2 separate regions of the Homo sapiens genome follow, and region 2 is linked to region 1. Evidence: read pairs that join two places in POLR2A ChIA-PET (ENCODE). Cell type or tissue: HepG2. All regions are shown on one strand. Each heading gives the region's core, and the rest is flanking DNA. Links, peaks and the distances in the headings are about the cores only. Region 1 overlaps ARSB (arylsulfatase B). Region 2 overlaps LOC124900191 (a long non-coding RNA gene).

Region 1 (8,188 bases), core at 2,474-4,973:
TCTGTCCACATAGCATGGCTGAATATGATCCTGCTTCTTCCTGGACCTACGGAACCTAAACATGGATATAATATTTGTAATTGCCCAGAGATTACTGCTGCAGTATCCTCACCAACCAGTGCAAAATGGCAAAAGCCCAGATAGTGATGATGATGAAGATAATAATAATAGCTGTATTTATTAAATTCCTGCTTATGCCAGGCCTGGTGCTAGGTGCTTTATGTGAATTCTCTCATTTAATCCTCACAATAGTCCGCTGAGCAAGCTTTATCCCTATTTTGCAGATAACAAAACAGATGCTCAGAAAAGTAATTTATCCATATCACCAAATTAGTAAGTGGTAGAATGAGGGCCTGAGCCTCAGGTCTGTACAATTACAGAGCCTCTATTCCGATTTAATCATTGTGCTACACAGTCTCTCCAAGATGGGTCCTAAACCTGCCATGTCTACTTGGCCGTGATAAGTCAGACTCCTTGTCAATTTTCTGGAGCCTGTCCTATAGCCAGCTCAGCCTCCTATCTATGGCTTTGCCCAGCCTTGGCTTCCCACCTTCTCCCTGTTCCCAACATGCCAAGTTGAGTCTACTATTAACAATATTTTCCAAGGAATTGACTGGACCTGGAATCTTTTTGGTACATTTCCGTATCAGTCATTTGACTTGAGCAGTCTTTGAAATCAAAAAGTGATATAAAGTCCTCATGTATTCTTTGAGTTACGATTAAATCTAGGTTTATTACCAAGTTCCTACGATGAGCAATATATGCCCAAAGCTAAGACTAGTAAGAGAGCAAGGAGAATGTGCTTCAGGGAATAGACTGAATTGGGGTTGAGATAATGACATGTAACTTTAAAAGCAAAGCATTGTCCTGAAACACCAACAATTAAAATCATTTTTCTTTTCCAAAATGTGTCTCTTACTCTCTACACACTGTATATATACATGACAGGGAGAAAGATCCACCGACCATTATTTTCACACCTGCAAACATATTCTCAAAGTTCCATATGTTTTTCAAGGCCTCAATGCTTAAGAAAATACACCTTGGCTGACTGGTTGCATATCTCCAAGGAAGAGGCTGTTTATGTCTGCTCCTGTCTGAATCTTGAGACTTGGAACACCTTATTATCATGACCCATAATTTCTTCCTCATTTACAGTTCTCAGCAGGATCTCCAGTTGATGGCTACACAGACCGTGCCCTAATCCATAGGAACACAGTTTCTGCATTCAATGTAAAAAGTGATCTTGCTTAAGTCCCAAAATCAATTAGTGCTTCAAGACTTGGGAAAATATTATCAACAAAGGAATAGCCACCCAAGGAAAAAAGCAAATAAATCCCTGCAGAGAAAATAAATGCCATTCATTTCCAGTCATATACAGCAATAAAACTGATTAAATTCCTCACAAATATAAGCTGACAAAGCAGTGGGAATGTGATAATGAAGGTCTCATAGCTTCACAGGGACTTTGCCTCCGAGAAGCTAGCAAGGATGCCTAAATCCTTTTTATTACTATTGGGAGGAAAGAAGTAGCAAGATTGAGAATTCTTTACCTCTGTTACAGTTCTATAAATTTTTATAAATAACTGTATTACTAAGCAAAGCACAGGGTAGAATTTAAGAAAAAGGAATGCCCCTAAAAATGAGATATACCTCCCCACTTTTCAGAACAGTATGTTCTGTCGTAAACAAGACACTTTACTATTCACATAGCCATGTGATACTATGATTGCAGCACCTGAAATGGAAAGTAAAAGATCTAAATTTTCAAACCATTTCTGGCACTGGTCCCCTGTGCTTTTCGACAAATGACTTCCCTGTGTTTATTTCCCGATTTACAAAACGGTGATAATTATTTCTAACCTACCCCAGAGAAGTAGAAGATAAAGCATGCTCCAGAACAAAAAGTATTTTTAAAAGACCTTAATAATAACAACCCTCTTTTTTGGAAAAAAAGATTGTTTCTATTTTATGGGGAAATACTTTACTAATCGTGAGTTTGTCCATAGAAAGATTTTATAATATTAAAAAAGAAAGATTCCTGAATATGGATGGATTAGCCTTGAGAATATATTTGAACTATATAGTTTCTAATGATTAAAATTTCAAAGAAAATATGTTTTACAATATGGATCCTGAATAACATATTCAGGATCCCACAATCCTATTTGTTGTATGTTATAATAACTTTTCTTCCGGCCATAATCCTATTTTTTATATGTTGTAATAATTTCTCTTCTGGCACCAAGGAAGAAAGGATAGCACATCACAGCAAACAAGTTAAGCATCTGGGTTTTCTTTGAAGCAGCTGGAAAGGCTTTCTTTCCCCATTCTGCCTCCATTATGTTGCATTCTGCATTGATGAAATAACAATAGGTATGATCGTGGTTCCTGTCCAAGTGCCTTTCTACATGCTGAGTCCCCACTGGAGGTATGGACTATAAGAAATGAAACTTGCTTCCCCCACTTTTTTTTTTTCTTTAACATTCCAACCCCAGTCTTATGCAACCAAATGAATTGCATCTTTCAATGGAGTCACTGGGAGGCAATACCCTTATTTCAAAGATGATGCTCAAAACTGGTTTTGGAATTGCCTTCGAAGCCAGTTTATGAGTTTCCTAAGCAAAATGACTTTACTACTCCTGCCTCCAAAGTACATTAAACAGACACAGCTTTTGCCTTGAAGACTCTTACAGTCTACTATGTGTTATTCTCACCCAGCCTGATCATTGCAAGAGAAAATCTTCAACAAAATAATCCCTGGAGAACTCTCAAGAGGTATGAATTACTGCAATTATGAAGCTACCATCTAAAGCAGCACTGTCTAATGGAAACAAAATGTGAGCCACAAATGTAATTTAAAATCTTCTAGTGGCCAGATCATGAAAAGATAAAAATAAACTGTTGAAATTAATTTTTTTTGAGACAGGGTTTTGCTCTGTTGCCCAGGCTGGAGTGCAATGGCATGATCACCACTCACTGCAGCCTTGACCTCCCTGGCTCAGTCAATCCTCCCACCTCAGCCTCCCGAGTAGCTAGGACCACAGGCATGTGCCATCACACCCAGCTAATTTTTGTATCTTTTTGTACAGATGGGGTTTCACCCTGTTTCCAAGGCTGGTCTCTAATTCCTGGGCTCAAGTGATCAAGTTCTGGGATTGCAGGCGTGAGCCACCACGCCTGCCTGGCTGAAATTAATTTTAATAATATATTTTATTCAACCCAATATATAAAAATATTATCATTTCAATATGTAATTCATATAAAAATTATGGAGGTATTATTTTTCATTATTTTTTCATATCATCTTTGAAATTCAGTATTTTACCCTTACAGCACATCTCAATTCAACTTTACCACATTTCAAATGCTCAATAGCCATGTATGACTAGTGGCTACCTGTTGAACAGCACAGACCCAGGCCCTTTTCTCCCCTGAATAATGAAGGCCAGGGCACTATTTAGTATTGAATAACTGAGCTCTTCCTGCCATTTTCTTAATTCCTTTAATTTATGAGTAGATAAAGTATAAAAACACTATCTATAACACTGGGCAGTTTGGTGTTCTAACAAAGAAAATCTTAGGTCAATCCAACACACACCGGAAAGAATAGAAGTCAAAACAGAGATAGTAAAGAAAGGCTTAGAGGCTCTTTCACCCACCACCAATTCTGCCTCTGATTGGCCTCTGATGCCACACTAGCTTGGAGAGACTGTATGCAGCTTCCTCAAAGCTGGGAAAAGGCCAGAGGCAGCTTTGAACCAGAGGAGTTTGCCTCTGCCTAGGAAAAACAGAACCTGTTATCTAAATTGCCTAATGATTCACAACCCAAACAAAGGAAACTCACAAGACCAGAATCCAGAGACAGCAGGGGGCCAGAAAAAGCTGAGACAGGAATGTCATGCTTAGGACCAGAAGGGGAGAAAGGAGATGAAATTGAAGACTCAAGAAATGCCTCTGAAGACTCTTAATTTCATTATCTCAAGAGACCAAGGCAGCCAGGCCTCTGTGCATTCTTAGGAGTGCAGACTCCATGGCCCAGACTGTGCGCAGACAGACTTCATATCTGTCACATGGGATGGAGGCACATCCTTCGGGGAGTCACATTAACCATCATCAAGATTTGCCAGTGTCAAGAAGCACAGGATGAGTATGATGGGTCCAAAGGGCCTGGGACCTGAAGAGGGCTGTCTAACAGCCAAGCAAACCCCATGGCCACATGCTAGACTGCTTCCCCACTGCCCACAGGGAGCTAAGGGAAACCATAGCTCGTGCCTCATGATGTAAGTAAGGATCTGTGGGCAACTGTGATTGCCATTTGCTTTTGCTTTTTTTTTTTTTTTTTTTTTTTTTTTTGAGACAGAGTCTTGCTCTGTCACACAGGCTGGAGTGCAGTGGTGCCATCTCAGCTCACTGCAATCTCCGCCTCCCAGGTTCAAGCGATTCTCCTGCCTCAGCCTCTGAGTAGCTGGGACTACAGGGGCATACCACCACATCTGGCTAATTTTTTATATTTTTAGTAGAGATGGGGTTTCGCCATGTTGGCCAGGCTGGTCTCGAACTGCTGACTTCAGGTGATCCGCCCACCTCGGCCTCCCAAAGTGCTGGGATTACAGGCGTGAGCCGCCATGCCCGGCTGCTTTTGCTATTTTTGTGAATGAAGGAATAAAGTTGATCTCCTTTAAAGAATTTAAAATTCTTCCATCGAAGAATCAAAAGAAAACAATGGAAACCTGAGATTTTGAACTTTAACAAAAATCCATGAAATTAATTGTATTCTCTTCCATAATTTGCCTGTTTTAATATAACAATGTTTTAAATTATTAACCAGATAAATTATTTATTTTCCCTTCTATATATTCAAGCAAAATGAACACTCCAGGAAGATGTGCCCCATTTCTCCTGTGGTCTTGTGTGCCTCTTTGAACACCAAAGGCTGGACAGGCCTAGTCAACATGCTCAGAACACACCTTCACTTCCTCTTCCTACATCCCTGCTCACTCCCCATGCCCAAAACGTCCTGCTCTCCGTGTCCATTGCCTACCTACATCTTAACAATCACTCAAGCACAGTTTAATGGATGTCCCGCCTCCCCTAAGAAGCTCCTCAATGACCCCTCTGCTGTCCAGACTTCATCTTTCTGTTCTGCCCTTAACCTGGGGAACCGTGGCTCCTGCAGATGTGTAGCTGAATCTTGAATCCACGCATACTCCTGTACCTCACACAGTCCCCGAGTTCTTTGCTAGGCATTGTGCTAGACTAGTGCCTGACATGTTTTTGGTCCCTCCTTCACAATTCACACTCCCTTTGGTAACATTTCTTCTCATACTAAGTGATTTTCAGTCTAGAGGGCAAGGAATCAACACAGTCTTTACAGGGGATGGATCATGGCCTCAGACACGGGAAAGGAAATCTCCACACCACACACTTGCCTGACCCCCTCTTCACCCACAGAGGAATCTGAGACTTGTGCCTCACACTGAATTAGAGACCACTACCATGATTCTAGGTGTGCTTTAAGAGAGGAGACTGGCCCGGCGCAGTGGCTCACTCCTGTAATCCTAGCACTTTGGGAGGCCGAGACAGGTGGTTCTCCTGAGGACAGGAGTTAGAAAACAGCCTGGCCCACATAGCAAAACCCCGTTTCTACTAAAAATACAAAAAAATTTGCCCAGTGTGGTGGTGGGTGCCTGTAATCCCAGCTACTAGAGAGGCTGAGGCAGGAGAGTCACTAGAACCCTGGGGGCTGAGATTGCAGTCAGCCGAGATCGCGCCACTGCACTCCAGCCTGGGTGACAAAGCAAGACTCTGTCTCAAAAAAAAAAAAAAAAAAAGAGGGAGACTGTATCTTACTGATCTTCAGAACTCCTCAGGACAGTACATTGTCTTAAATAACAAGTAGAGTTATGCTTGTTAAAGTTATGCTTGTTAACTGACTAATTTCTGTTACCAAAAAGAAAATAATGAGTGGTCAGGTGACCTCACCTGGGACCAGCCTGATGATCACAACCCACCATAGACACCAACCGGTCAGGCCACTCCCTCCAGCGACTCACAGATGTGATCTGAATGCACTGTACACAGGGTTATTTGCAGCCCTGAGTTTTCCTTAGGCCCCACTACTCAGCCTGCTCTATTACCTCTGGACTCCAGAGGGACCTTCAAACAAAAGGGGACACCAAAGTGGGAGTTTAAAATGGCAACCTACGGCCAGCACTGTCAGCGCAAACACAGCACTCCCTTTGTTCCCCACCTCTATTTCTTTTATATTTTGACTAATTTGCATGTATCTGAATAGTTCACCAGATCACAGGCTATTTTGAGGACAGGTATATAACTTTTTTGGTAGCTTCCACGGCAATGGATGTCATTCTTAATGTTTGCTAAATTTGTTACAACAATCCTCATTTTTTAAAAAGAAGATATTGACAAGAAAGTGTTCTGAGATGGAAACAAAAGAAAAAGAAAAAGAAAAAAAGATCCTTTTCTTTGAATAGTCACGGTAGGAGAGGCTGATTAGATATGGCCCATACTGTGAAAGAAAAATACAAAAAAAGATCATAAAGATTACAGTCAGTTAAGAGTGTAAACCACTGGAAAGGAATAAACCTGTGGTGCCAATAATCTCTGAAATATTTTCTCATTAAGAAAACATGAAAAAAGAGTCCTACAAGGTTAAGGATTGTTCTGTAAGAAAGGAACAAGCCTGGAAGGCAGAATTTCTGTATACAACATTTTGTTGATGCTTTGTACCTAACTGCCAAAGACAGCAAGAGAAGCGACTGGGGATTTTTTTCAAATATATTTTTATTATTGTTTTTAAGCCTGATGGGGCAATCTCATGCTTCTGAAAGCAATGGACAGCAGCCTGTTTGAAGCCAAGCACAGCGGGGTGGTCCCCCACCAAGAGCTTAGGCACTGCGTTCCCAGGCCCTCCACGGAAGAGCAAGTCTCTGATAAACTCCTGGGGAGGAAGGCGACTGTAGTCTTTCCTCAGCTGACTAAGCCAGAGCTTCAAATCAAGTCAGAGAACCACAGTAATCTTTGTATAACCCCAAAGCGGAGAGGAATCTGGGACAGAATGCCAACAAAGGCTAGCCCGGGAAATCTCTCTCTCGTTTTCTGGAGCGAATGCCTTGATACAAATATATTGCACACATATGTGCAGCAGTTACCACTGCCCTCAAGGAGAACCCCACACAAGGAGAGTAAAATGGGAAAGTATTAGTCTGTTTTGGTTCTTTAGTAGCTAAAATCTAACCAACTTTCATTTTTTTTCTTAGAAATATTACTACAGGGTAAATCCTCATTTTTACATTCTAGAAGAGATGAGTATAAACAATGCATCACTTTTGTTTTTTCAACTGATAATACTGGTGCCCCCTTTGAAACCTAAATGTCTATCTTGAATCTATTACTAATGACAATGTTAAAAAGATTCCAGACCAAAAGCACCAGCATCTATTTTCCGCTCATTCATGAATGCATATTCCTCACTTAGTGCCCCCATCTTCCTCCAGCTGCCTGTCTCTGGCCATTTCACTGCTCATTAATATTTCTACTGGAAGGGGAGGAGAACTTGAGAAAGATAAAAAACACAATCAGCCCATTTTTACCACTGGTTTCTGGGTAGAATGCAAGCTAGAAAAGAATATGAAATTTTGTAGAGAGTCATGTTTTCACATGAAGTGATATGAAAACATGACTCTACAAAATTTCATTATTCTTTGGCAAATATAGTTTGTCCTATGCTGATTGGTATGGTTTGGCTGTGTCCCCACCCAAATCTCATCTCGAATTGTAATCCCCAGGTGTTGAAGAAGGGACCTGGTGGGAGGTGACTGGATCATGGGGGCTGGTTCTCCCATGCTGTTCACATGATAGTGAGTAAGTTCTCACAAGAGCTGATGGTTTTATAAAGGGCTCTTCCCCCTTCACTTTCTCTCTCTCTCCTGCCACCATGTAAGATGTGCTTGCTTTCCCTTCCGCCGTGATTGTAAGTTTCCTGAGGCCTCCCCAGCCATGTGGAACTGGCTCTTAAACCTCTTTCCTTTATAAATTACCCAGCTCAGGTATTTCTTTATAGCAGTGTGAGAATGGACTAATACACTGATTTTCACCCAATTCCAAAAGATGGCTGCATATGTATCAAAAAGGCATACTTCAGCCAAAAAGTCACGAGCAGTCT
Region 2 (8,188 bases), core at 2,379-4,878, 170 kb before region 1:
ACAATGTAAACAATTCTTGCATGCCTTGTTCGGAGAATTATGTTTTTCATTAATCATTGTAAAAGCAAGGATGATCTTGCAACCTTTTTGTATGCAGCCATTATATGTAGGGCAGTCTGTCTTTAAGTAGGGATAGATCACTCTAAAAGAAATAAGTCCTAGATAGCTTTCCCTCCAAGTCATCTTGTTTAAATACACTTGTTTAAAATGAAAAAAAAAAAGCGGGGGGTGGAGATGAAACCAGAACAAAACTCGCAGGTGGCAGTCTAGGTGTCCATTAACAATTACAGAACAATTGAAGAACCAAACCCATCTGAAACCCATTAGAAGCAATGTAAGTGCTACCATGCAGTCACCCCTCCCACCTTCCCCCAACACCAAGTGGCTTCTCCTCAAGGCAAGGCCATGACATCCACATCTGGGTCCAAAGAGTGGCGTGGGAGTCACAGCTTTGGTTTCTGGAGTCAGTTAGAACCTGAGTTCAAATCCTGACCCTGACATTTACCACCTGCATGACTCTGGACAAATGTTTTGTGTTCTCTGTGCCTTGGCTTTCCTGTCTATGAAGTGAAGATGATGGTATTTACTTCATAAGTGCTTGGGAGGATAAATGAGACAGTTCACATAAGGTGCTTAGTGAACAGTGAGAACTCAAGAAACCTACATTATTATGTTCTGTGGTGTTCCAAATATGCAGGAGCCGAAAGCCATTTGTGCTCTTCAACAGATGGAGCTACATGGATTTTCTCCCCAACGTATTATAAAAAATTTCAAATATACAAAAAAGCCAAAGATTGTACAGTGAATACGCATATACCTACCACCTAGGTTCCACAATTAGTATTTTGCTATGTTTTTTCACTTATCTCTTATCCATAATCCATCTTATTGTTTGATACAATTTAAAGTAAGCTGCAGACATCAGTACTTTTTAGACTACATATTCTATAGATTTCTTAAAAAGAAAAATTACATTCAGTGAAATGCACGGACCTTAAGTACACCATGCATGCATCCATCTTGACTTCTTAGTAAGTGTCCAGCTTCTGTTGCCATAGAGATGGCTTTGCTGTGGGTTGGGCTCTGCCAGGGAACAGGTGGTGGGTGATAGTGGTGGGTGGTCTGGGAGCACGTGGGAGGAGAGGGTCTACCCCTCTAGAGGCTGCTTACTTTTTGAGGCCCAGCAGAGCTCCCAGCTCCCCAGGGAGGTGCAGATTGAGTTATGCTCCTGTCACTATTTCACAGGTTCAAGCCAATTTTAAAGGTTATTTAGTTTTCTCAATGTAGAAAATCCTGTTTCTGCTTCCCTAACAGATGGTGATTCAGTCTGTTTGCATGCCTTGGGCAACCTCACTATGTTGGCTTTCCCAATTTAGAAGTTCTTTCTAAAGATGAGCTGAGATCCTTCCTGAAACTCAGAAGTTCTTCCTTCTGGAGACAGGTTCAAGATTCCTGCTGAAAAAGGAAGCCTGTTCTCTCATGTGCCCTTCATTTTCTCTAAATTGAATTTCTCCAGGTCATTCCATCCTTTCTCATTTGGCACTTATCACGTTCTGTCTTGAACTGTTAATTAACATTTCATCAGCTGGGTGTCTCCTTAATGAGGTTTCCTGCAGTCAAGGACCACAGCTAAGGCTTCTCTATGTATGGCAGCCTGAAGGCACTGCCCACCTTGAAGGTGCTCAATGAATGTACTGATTGATTTAGGTGGAAAAAGAATATTACATGGGTTAGATATAAATGTAATAGATCTTCGAGTCCAAACAATGAGTTTTGCCCTTTAAACATAGTTTGGACCATATATTATGTGTAGGGATGTATGTGCATCTCTTAGTCTATATTCTGTAGAGGAAACAGCCATAGAATATAACACCTAATGAAGAGCCTTGCTTATTAAAGTTATAAATAAAAACAGTGTTCTACCAGCTCTATGTTGTCAAGGCAGGGCTGCCTGAGCCACCATGCTGTATACTTTGAATTATTTGCATCATAATTTTGGGGAAGAAAATCCTGCTGTCCAAGAACCTCTGAAATATAAGGCAAGTCTTAACACTTCTCCCAGGGATGAACTGCATTTGAAATCATATTTCAATCCAAGGTACACCCAGAGCTTTGTTGTGAGAGAGTTCTTCCAGTCCCTAGACCTATCTTCCAAACAGTGTCTCACTGTTTCCTGTAAAGGGCAGTGGTTTCTACTGGGCTGAATACATGAAGAAAGCCCAGTTCCATCCAAGTCTTCTCCACTCACGTTCTTGCCCATTCATTCACAGGAAACCCAAGTTGAAATGGCTATAAGTAAACTTTCTTTGATACCATAAATGCCTGCACTTGGGACAGGCAAGGACTCTGCCCACTCGGCGATTTACATCTTTTCAGGTTGTGTTTACAGAAAGGAACATCTCCAAGCTAATTTTTACCAGAGCTTCTCTTCTCTGCCTCCCATGAGACCAAGTGTTTGCCAGAAGCCGAGTCATCACTCTGACAACATGACGGTGCCCCTACCCTGCATGTGTTTCTTTTCTTCCAAAACCAATAGAAAAAAACCCCAAAACCTATGTTCACATGTGGTTTTCATGAAAGGAAAGAGTTGTTGACACCATCCAGATGGGGACTGGGAGGCGCTGGTTTCCAGCCTGAAGCTGGGTAGGGCTCTGGGTGAGCGGGATTAGGAGACTCTGATATACTTGGGATGACTCATATCCACTGGGGGCTTAGGAGATGTAAAATAAGCCTGTGCTAGATTTTGCTGTGAAACTCATGATACAAAGGCACATCTCCAACACACCATGGCATTCAGAAGGGCTTCTTTAAGGAGACATCTTCAGAAGGAAAAAGAGCAAATTAGAACTTCAGTGTTTTTGGAGAAGACTCCCGGCTACCTCACCTGTTGCATAAGGCCTTGTGGCCAGCCCGGGAGTTATAGACGATGAGAGTTACTGGTTGTTTTCTAGAGAGGCACAGTCTAGTCTTGTGGAGGGGCTGAGAGGTGCTCTCTGAAACAGCCAGACCAAGAAGGCTGGGGATGTGTGTCCATCATGCTGGGGGTGAATTAGCACCAAGGATCAAGACTGAAGAAGTCCAATTCTGTGTTCAGTACACTTCACATGGAGCCTGGGATAAGGTGAAATAACCTGCTGGGTTGGCCCTTGAGATGGATGGAAAGTGAAAGAAGGGATAGGAGGTAATCAGGAGTGTCCAGGACAATTGTCCTGGACAATTTCCTCGATCGGAAATGGTACCCGTGCTTTTATTTTATTCGTTGCTCAGTGCATAATGAATCTGTTTGGTTGAAATGAAAGGATAGCATCTAGGAAAACAGCTGCCTTCAAAACAAAAGTGATTTTGCTTTCTGGAGCTGCCCTATCAGCAAAGGCAGTTTCACCTTCACCTTGGGGTCAAAAAGATTTGCCTCTTGAATGCATGAGTCAAACCTAAACTGTGTCGGATTTTTTAAACCTATGACCTTTAACCACATTGTTGATTCACAATGTCAAAAAGCTTCATTCTTCTTTTGGACTGGAAAGTTTAAACATACTTAGCACAAAGTTGAATCCTGGGTCCACATTTTTAAAAAAATTACCTTTCTAGTTCAGCTAGAAGAACCTCATTTTAACAGAGCACTGTTTGAAAGACTGCATAAATTATGACCAACAATAACAAACCTTTTTAAACAAACACATTAGAATGTATAACCAAAATACATGTGAGTTTTAGTCACATGATGCTATTATTACTCAAATTATTTTCAAAGTTCCTCTTTCAGAGTGGCCTTGAAGACAACTTGAACAGAAGCAGAAAAATGTCACCTGACTTGATAGTCACAGGTTTGCTTCCTTGATCTCATCCAATTTTCTGCCTTTCACATTCTTTTTGCAACTTTAACCTTGCCCTTCTCCCCTCTTTCACTTCATGAACTAATAACCATGGGACTCCCCCGCCCAACCCTTTAAATATATTGTAATGATGCTACCTGGGAATGGAAAAGTCCAGGAGAAAGACTATGGGGCCAACAACAGCTGGGAATCAGAGAGCCCCATGGTGTATGGGGCGTAACACCCAATATTCCTTTGGGTATTAAGTGCATATAAGAAACATAAGAGGAGGCTGGGCGTGGTGACTCATGCCTCTAATCTCAGCACTTTGGTAGGCCGAGGCGGGTGGATCATGAGGTCAAGAGATCGAGACCATCCTGGCCAACATAGTGAAACCCTGTCTCTACCAAAAATACAAAAATTAGCTGGGTGTGGTGGCACGAGCCTGTAGTCTCAGCTACTTGGGAGGCTGAGGCAGGAGAATTGCTTGAATCCAGGGGGCAGAGATTGCAGTGAGCCAAGATCGTGCCACTGCACTCCAGCCTGGGAGACAGAGTGAGACTCCGTCTCAAAATAAATAAATAAATAAATAAATAAATAAATAAATAAATAAATAAATAAATGAATGTAAGAGGATAACTGATCAAGTGTTCTCTACACAAATCACCACCAGTTGAACCCCCATTAAGGCAGGTAATAGTCCTTGGCTATAGACAAGAGTTGGTACCATGCGCCTAATGTAGGTCTGGATTTGGTTAACATCCTTTTGTGCAACAGGTCAGAGAAGGACTGATAACCAGAACACTGGCAGGCTGTGCTGGAACTGCTTGTTGCTGGATGGCAGGGACATTTGAGGCACAGAGATAAGAAGGGAAAGAACCAACTGTTGCGCGGATTCCCTCAATGGCAGCAGCTGTGTCTTAGTCTGTTTGTGCTGCTAGAACAACATACCTGAGACTGGGTAATTTATAAAGAACAGAAATGTATTTTCACAGTTTTGGAGGTTGAATGTTCAAAATCTAGATGCCAGCAGGTTCGGTGTCTGGTGAGGCCCAGTCTCTGCTTCCAAGACATTGACTTGTCGCTTTGTCCTTTGAAGGAAACGCACTCTGTGTCCTCACATGGCAAATAAATGGAAGGGCGAAAAGGGCCAAGCTAGTTCCCTCCAGCATTTGAATAATGCGCTAGTCTCATTTACGCGGGCAGAGCCCTCCTCCTGGCTCATCACGTCCTAAATGTCCCTCTCTTAATACTGTTGCATTGGGGATTAAGCTTCAACATGAATTTTAGGGGAAGAAAAACACTGAATGCATAGCAAGCTGTAAGAGAGACTTATGAGTTGTCTTGGGCCAATGTCTGGGAAAGGATTAGTTTGAGGGAGTTCCAGTATTGTAGAGCTACAGGAGGAAAAAGTGCCAGGTCAGGGTAGCTGAGAACAATGGAGAAATTGGGGGATAACCTAGATTTGGAACTGGAAGACCCACTTGGATTGTTGTGAGGATTAAATGAGATCTTTATACAAATAATTTGAAGCCACAAAATTGTTTTTTGTTGATGCGTCATTCACCATTTTCCTCATTCACGAGGAAGGCAACAAGCATTAATTTTTCTGGCCCTCCATTAAGAACCTGTCTACATCCTCACCTAGCTCCTGAGCGCCTTGCTTTTTCCATAGCTTAGTGAAAGCCTGCTCCTGTCCTCACCCTAGGCTAATTCCCCCACCTGTGCAACACCTGTGCTCTTCTAGGGCCATCCCTTCCTACTTTGTGAGTTCTTGTTCCGTCAGTTATGCCTCATTTGTTCACATTCTCAGCCTCTCCTTTCCTCTTCCTCATTATCATTCAAACATGCTCTACTATCACCCAACTTAAAAAAAGAGCAACTTCCTCCTTTATGGCACTATGTCCCTATAGGTACTTCCTTTTCTGCATTCAATTTCCTCTTCACAGTCAGCCTTCTGGAAAGGGCGGTCTCTACTCACTACCTGAAATTGCTTAGTCCCTTCCTACTTGAGCTCACTTCAGCTTGGCTCCTGAATCCATCGCTGCACTGGAACTGGTTTTGTCAAAGTGACCAGTGACCACCCCTCACCAAATCCAATGGGCACTTTTTCATTCTTCTATTAATCAATGTTTTCTAAACCTCTTACTCAGCTTCTATGGGAACTTTCTCTCCTATTTTTCTCCCACTTTTCCAACTGTTCTGTCTCATTTATCCTCTGCCATCCACTTCTCAAACATTGGGGATTCCTCTTGGCCTCTAGGGGCACTGCTGTTTCTTCAGCTCTTAGGAGAAAGCTGGTTGGCACACAGTTGGTTCACAGTCAAGGACCTTTCTTGAGCCAAAGGGCTTGGAGTTGGTGCTTTCTTCCTCTTGGACCTGGCTTTGGGGGTTCAGCTCTCCCCAGGTGAGTGGTCTAGTGAACCAGCCTGGGGCTGCCCCTACTGGGAAAGAACCTGTCCTAAAGGTGCAGTTTCCACCAGCAATGCTCCAGCCACCAGAACAAACCCCAATTTATTTCCTCATCCTTATCCTTTTTTCGGCCATGCCATTTCTAGAGCTCACCTTGCCTCTTTAAGGGATAAAACAGAGCTGAGATTTGCATCTGGGCCTATGAGGACAGGGAATAGGTGGCCACTCAGTTTGCTGGATCTGTCTCAGATCTGTCTATTACCGGCCAGAGTGGCTCCTTTAGTTAAACCCGGAGCCCCACGGATAAGTCTCCGCACTGAGGTCAGGGGCTAAAGCCCTAAAACATCCATTCCTTGGGGGCTTCCTTTGCCTGGTTGCATTCTTTACAAAGTTATCTTCCCCAGGATCCTACAACTGTTTATGTGTTGAGGTTCTTGGAGCAGGCATTCACAAAGGCAACCTATCTGACCAACTGGTATCCACAGCCTCTTTTTTTCTACACATACTTGTTCTTTTTTGTTTTTTTTTTTTTGAGATGGAGTCTTACTGTATCACCCAGTCTGGAGTGCAGTGGCACAATCTCGGCTCACTACAACCTCTGCCTCCAGGGTTCAAGCAATTCTCCTGCCTCAGCCTCCTGAAGAGCTGGGATTACAGGTGCCTGCCACCATGCCTGGCTAATTTTTTTTGTTGTTGTTTGTTATTTTTAGTAGAGACGGGGTTTCACCATGTTGGCCAGGCTGGTCTTAAACTCCCGACCTCAAGCGATCCACCTGCCTTGGCCTCCCAAAGTGCTGGGATTACAGGAGTGAGCCACCGCTCACCCGGCCTTTTTTTCTACACATATTTGTTCTGAGATATCTGATCAAACACTAGGGCTCCAAATACTGCACGTGGCTGGTAGTACAATCTCTAGAACAAGAACAGGGCCTCTGACCTCCAGGCCACATGTTCTTGCATGATCAACACATCTAAAAGTCAACTCATCAAAACTCCCCAAAGTCGTCCCTTCTCTCTTTCCATTCCTTCTGCAACTTTCTTTACTTCCCCATTCCACTGCTGGCCTTTTGCTGGTTGCTCTTGCTTCTCCTTAAAAATGTAGCCAAGATGTCACCTCCTTGGAAGCCTCCCTGGTCCCAAGATTGGATTGGTAGTCCTTCCCTCTGTTCATATAGCGGGCTGTACTTTCCCGATATAACACTGTCACTTGTTCCCTTTCCAGTTTTCTCCCTAGACTGGGCATTGCTTGAGGGCAGGAGCCCTGCCTTGGTTATAAACATCCAAAAGAAACTGGGCATGTGAAATGGAAAAATCCTCTGGTTGCAAATGGGAATATTGCTCTTCCTCAAACACATCACCAGTTTATTGAGCAAACTGAAGTCGGTAAGATTCCATTTATTTTTCTCTCCCACCATTGTCTTCAAATGGACTCTGTCTAGTTCTCCTTACTTGCTCTTTGGTGACTTCTCCAGGCAAATGCCAAGACTTTGATCACGTTCAGACATCTGAACAGTCTCACTTGCGATATGAAAAGGTCCAGTCTAGGCCTGGGAGGTGGCTCATGCCTGTAATCCCAGCACTTTGGGAGGCTGAGACAGGTGGATCACCTGAGGTCAGACGTTTGAGACCAGCCTGGCCAATATGATGAAACCCTGTCTCTACTAAAAATAAAAAAATTAGCTGAATGTGGTGGTGCATGCCTATAATCCCAGCTACTCGGGAAGCTAAGGCAGGAGAATCGCTTGAACTCAGGAGGTGGAGGTTGCAGTGAGCCAAGATCACACCACTGCACTCAGTGACAGAGCGAGACTCTGTCTCAAAAATAAATAAATAAATAAATAAATAAATAAATAAATAAATAAAACAAATAAATAAAGGTCCAGTCTAAACCCAACTTAAATCTCATATCCAATTTAAGTTTATTCTCTCTATCCAGCTCAGTCTGATGTTCAATGGAGAAGGCA

What was found. Peaks named below come from ENCODE experiments on the same cell type or tissue, not always from the same donor. Only the 100,000 strongest peaks of a DNase experiment are listed, where the experiment ranks them.
Region 2: POLR2A ChIA-PET joins it to region 1 with 11 read pairs; 3 of 35 experiments call an interaction of 5 or more read pairs at or near these places.

The regions. Positions count from the first base shown.
Region 1 is chr5:78,923,978-78,932,165 of GRCh38, forward strand. The region is part of intron 4 of ARSB (arylsulfatase B); the gene reads right to left. Among named protein-coding and RNA genes, the nearest start is that of ARSB, 57 kb to the right of the region's middle. In HepG2, for the core only: no CTCF peak of the experiment used is centred there; a DNase peak (open chromatin) is centred at 3,794.
Region 2 is chr5:78,754,890-78,763,077 of GRCh38, forward strand. The region is part of intron 3 of LOC124900191 (a long non-coding RNA gene); the gene reads right to left. Among named protein-coding and RNA genes, the nearest start is that of LHFPL2, 110 kb to the left of the region's middle. RefSeq lists enhancers at 2,159-2,218, 2,789-2,838, 5,525-5,654, 6,250-6,349. In HepG2, for the core only: no CTCF peak of the experiment used is centred there; DNase peaks (open chromatin) are centred at 2,512 and 3,442; H3K4me3 peaks cover 1,339 bases.